2 separate regions of the Homo sapiens genome follow, and region 1 is linked to region 2. Evidence: chromatin loops called from intact Hi-C (ENCODE). Cell type or tissue: A673. All regions are shown on one strand.

Evidence for each region. Peaks named below come from ENCODE experiments on the same cell type or tissue, not always from the same donor. Only the 100,000 strongest peaks of a DNase experiment are listed, where the experiment ranks them.
Region 1: a loop joins it to region 2, with 5 times the contacts of the local background. A loop is called at or near these places in 1 of 110 quality-filtered maps.

What each region holds. Positions count from the first base shown.
Region 1 is chr3:101,694,529-101,697,028 of GRCh38, reverse strand. It overlaps LOC124906262 (endogenous retrovirus group K member 5 Gag polyprotein), which reads right to left. Exons shown (of 3, transcript XM_047449415.1): 3 at 1-2,500. The coding sequence ends at 2,021. Among named protein-coding and RNA genes, the nearest start is that of RPL24, 9.1 kb to the right of the region's middle. In A673, a CTCF peak has its summit at 1,063; DNase peaks (open chromatin) are centred at 1,058 and 1,988.
Region 2 is chr3:102,513,302-102,515,801 of GRCh38, reverse strand. No RefSeq gene overlaps it. Among named protein-coding and RNA genes, the nearest start is that of ZPLD1, 80 kb to the right of the region's middle. In A673, no CTCF peak of the experiment used is centred here; a DNase peak (open chromatin) is centred at 1,361; H3K4me3 peaks cover 1,027 bases; H3K27ac peaks cover 649 bases.

The DNA of each region.
Region 1 (2,500 bases), 820 kb after region 2:
TTTTTGGGTAATGATTATCAATAATTCCCAGAAAATTAGCAAGACCAATCTGCCATGCACCAGAACTGATAAAGGCTTGTCTAACTTGTTGCTTGTTGAAAGGAACAGTGATTTTATCTGGGTCATTTCCACACAATGTTATTATTCGTAATCTTCCCTGACCAATTAATGTAGCCATTTGATCCAAGTACAATGTAAAAGTCTTAATTGTACTATGAGGAAGGAAGGACCAATCCACAAGATCTGTGTTTTGAACAATGATGGCTGTTAGAGAATGTGCAGTACCAAAAATCAAAATTTGGAGTGGGGCCAAGTGATCCTATTTACTTGTGCTGACCGAATTTTTTTCTTCAATTAATTTAATTTCTTTAGTTGCCTCTGGAGGTAACATTCTTTCACTATTTAATTCCAAGTCCCCTCTTAAGAAAGAGAACAAAATTGACATGGCATAAGTAGGAATGCCTAGAGTTGGCCAAATCCAATTAATATCTCCGAATCCAATTAGTATCTCCTACCAACTTTTGAAACTCATTTAATGTTTTTAATGTGTCTTTTCTTATTTCTATTTTTTGTGGTTTAATTTTCCTTTCCTCTACCTGCATTCCCAAGTAATGGAAAGGAGGAGAGGTTTGAATCTTATCAGATGCTATTGTCAGTCCCGCGTTGGCAACCTCTGTCTGAGAAATGTGTAACGGTCAATTAATTTGTCTCTCGTTTCTGCAGCACACAAAATATCAACATAATGAACGATATAACAGTCTGAAAACTTGTCTCTAACTGGTTGCAGAGCTTGAGCTATGAAAGTCTGACAAATAGTTGAATTATTAAGCATTCCCTGAGGCAATACTTTCCACTGAAACCTGGTGGCTGGTTCTTTATTATTTAGGCTGGTATAGTAAAAGCAAATTTTTCAAAATCCTCTTTTGCCAGAGGAATGGTAAAAAAGCAATCCTTCAGATCAATTATAATTAAAGGGGACCATGGCTGGAGAGGGCAACCGGGATGGGAGAGCCCCCATGGGTTGAATTATGGCATTAATGGCTCTTAAGTCAGTTAGCATACGCCATCTGCCGGATTTTTTCTGAATTACAAACAGGAGAATTCCAAGGCGAAAATGAAGGCTCAATATGTCCTTTTTCTAACTGTTTCTTTGCTAATAAGTGTAAAGCCTCCAGTTTTTGTTTTGGAAGCGGCTACTGATTTACCATACAGTTTTTTTTTTTCCCCCCAAATTAATGGAATGGGTTTTGGAGGCTCTACAGTGACCGCTTCTAAAAAGGATGCCCTATTCCTTTTCTTTTTTTGATTTTTTTCAGCCTCAGTTGGGACTTTAATGCCATCTTCATTCTTTCCTAGTCCCTTTTTAGGGAGCTATCCCATTTTAGTCATGATTTTTTGATTCCTGGGGCTGTATAGGGAGGCTGGGATAGTAATCTCTGCATGCCATTGTTGTAACAAGTCTCGGCCCCATAAATTGATTGGAATAGAAGTGATCATAGGCTGAACCGTACTTTCTTGATTATCAGATCCTAGACAATGTAAAATCATGGCACTCTGATACACTTCTGAGGCGGTGCCTATGCCGATGATAGAAACATCAGCCTGGGTATCCACTAATCCTTCAAACTCTTTCCCTGAATAGTGACTGTACACACGGGTCTATCCTCTGAGACCTGATTAGCCCAATAAGTGGCTTTTCCTGCAGGGTTGGTACTTCCAAACCCTCCTGTTCTTTCCGTTTTGTTTTCCCCAATTTTAACATAAGGCAAAAGCAGTAATTGAGCAATTCTATCACCTGGATTGGCACTCCAGGGAACAGTGGAGCTGATCACTAACTGAATTCCCCCTTTATAATCTGAATAAATTACCCCAGTATGAATTTGGACTCCCTTCAAATTTAGACTTGATCACCCTAAAATAAGGCCTACCCTCCCTTCTGGCAGCGGGCCATATACCCCTCTAGGAATCTTTTGTGGGGGCTCTCCAGGGAGTAAAGAGACCATTTGGGTGGAACATAAATCTACTGTGGCGCTGCCTGCTGTGGCGCGGGACAGCTGTTGGATTGTTGTAATTGGCTGACTCCCTGAAGTGGTGGTATTTTCTGTAGGGGTTGTTGTCCTTGAAAACCCTGAGGAACAAACAGTTGAACTGGGAATGCCCCAGTTTGTTGGGGGGCCTGAGGCTGGCCCCTCTTCCTGTTTCCCGACAATGGTTGCCCATCTTTATCAAATTTAGAATGACATTGATTGGCCCAATGTTTTCCTTTTCCACATTTTGGACACAGGCCAGATGGCTTTTTATTTTTTGCTGTAATAGCTTGATTTATTATATTCTGTTTATTTAAGACTGGGCAACTCCTTTTCAGATGACCGATTTGACCACAATTATAACATTTTTTCCCAAATGTTCTAACTTGTCCTCCTAGAGTGAGCCCCCTCATTGCTTGAGCCATTAGCATTGCCTTATGCATAGCTCCTCCAATCCCATCACAAGCCTTCAC
Region 2 (2,500 bases):
CACACTGCTCTAAAGTACTGCCTGATACTGGGTAATTTATAAAGTAAAGAGGTTTAATTGACTCACGGTTCAGCATGGCTGGGGAGGCCTCACGAAACTAACAATCATGGCAGAAAGCAAAGGGGAAGCAAGGCATCTTCTTCCCAAGGCAATAGGGAGAAGTGCCCAGCCAAGGGGAAAGAGGCCCTTATCAGATCTTGTGAGAACTCACTCACATCATGAGAACAGCATGGGGGAACTGCCCCCATGATTGAATTACCTCCACCTGGTCCAACCCTTGACACGTGGGGATTATGAAAATCACAATTTAAGGTGAGATTTGGGTGGGGCCACAGAGCCCAACCATATCAGACTAAATCCAAACCCGCTGATTAAAAAAAAAGTAGAAACAAACTTTCTCATCTAATAAAGAACATTTTCTAAAAGGTCATCAAGTAACATAAAACTTAATAGTGGAAGAATAACTCCTTTCTCTTCAGATTAGGAACAAAGGCAAAAGCATCATTTCATTGTATTGGAGGCCTTATCTATGTAACAAGGCAAGAAAAAATAAAGTATGCATGTTGAAAACCAAGAAGTAATAAAGTTTCTATTCACAGACAGTATGATTATCTACGAGGAAAATCCTTTTTGAACGTCTCAGAAAAAGTACTACGTTAATAAATAAATTTAGAGTTTACAATATGAAAGTCCAATATAAAACAATCAACTATATTCTACAGACCAGCAATAAATATCTGAAATTTGAAATTTAAAAACAACATCATCCAAAATACAAAATATTTAGGGGTCAATTTGATAAAAGATATTTGTAAACCCTACTGTAAAAACTTCACAACATTGCAGGGTGAAAGTAAAGATCTAAATAAAATAAAATACAACTTGTTCATGGATTAATCAGCTCAATATTATTAGGATGGCCATTCTCGCCAAACTGATCTATACATTCAACACAATCACAAACATAATCCCAACAGGCTTTTTATTTTTCAGATATTGACAAGTTGATTCTAAAATTCATCTAGAAATATAAAAACCTAGAATAGGCAAAATAATTTTGAGAAAGAACAAAATTGGATGATTTATTGGATTTTAAAGACATGATAACGAAGACTGTGGTATTAGCATAAAGGCAGGAATACAGACCAATGGAAAAGAATACAGAGTTTAAAAATAGGCTGACACATATAAATCAAGTGATTACAACAAAGGTGCCAACATAATTTAATAAAATTCAGATATTCCAATTGGGAAAAGGATATTCATTGTTTTCTAAGCAGCAACAGCTACAGATAGGAGGTAGAGGAACACCCCTCACAAACCCACAAGGGACAATATCACTGCCAAGAGGTCATGGATAATTAGGCAAAGCTGAGATTAGTACTGCAATTACCCAGTTTCCTGTCCTTGATTTAATCCACTGAATCACTCAGTCCTTGTATTTGATTTAAAGTAACGTAGTCAAGTTTCTCTAATTGACTTGAAAACAACTGAGAGCCAAATTGCAGTTATAGTGGAAAAAAATGTATATGGGATGAGCATCATAAGATGGGGAGGAAATTCTTTTTTTTTCTTTTAATCAAACAGATTTAGGTTTCACTTTTCTACCCCCTTGTTTGATGGTTGAAACTTCTTGGAAGAAAAAAATATTTCCATTAATTAGATGTAATTTGCTTCTGTTATGAGTGAAGGAGCGTTAACAGCAAATTTATTTTTGTTTCATATAATGTATAAGTGAAAATAGAATATATTTTTGTCAAATAAATTATCTCTAGTCTAAGTTATTTTTAATTGTAGAAAGCTCATTTTGGAGGAATCATTTCTTAATGAAATTTAGCTTGATTTAAGAAAAAAATTATTGCATAAATGCCTCATTTGTTCCTGCTCATTTGAATTAACAGCCAAAGTAATATTGTCTCAAAGAGATATTTTTTCAAATGTGGTTTATACAGCAATAAGTTATTGATGTTAACATTTCCAGTCATTATTACTACAAAGCTAAATATCACCAAAATCTTTTAATTTATATTTGAAACATAGGATGTGATCAAGGTTGGGAGGTCCTACATTGAACATATTATATTTTTCTCTTATCTCCTAATGAAGTCCATATAATTTAATTTCGTTGCATCATGTTCTGATAATATGTTAATTTTTTAAATGCCATTCTTCCCAACAAGCAAAAATACAAACCTAGTATATAGAGAAAAAGTCATGTTGTCACTGACTGCTTTTTAAACACAAAGGCTATTATTGGTGGCAGATGGATTTTTGTTCTGAAAAGCTTCATCTTCCTCTTCTGTTTCCCGCCAACACACAATTAAGTGGAGCTTTGGTAATCAAATATTTCAGTGAATTTGGATTGTGAAAAAGCAAATTTGGACCTTGTATCATTTAGCACTTATTGTCCATGCAAGATAAAGGTGAATGCTTTAGTCTGAACTATGCTAACCATCTATAAAGCTGTTTCATGAAACAATCGTAAATCTTCTTGATTGGG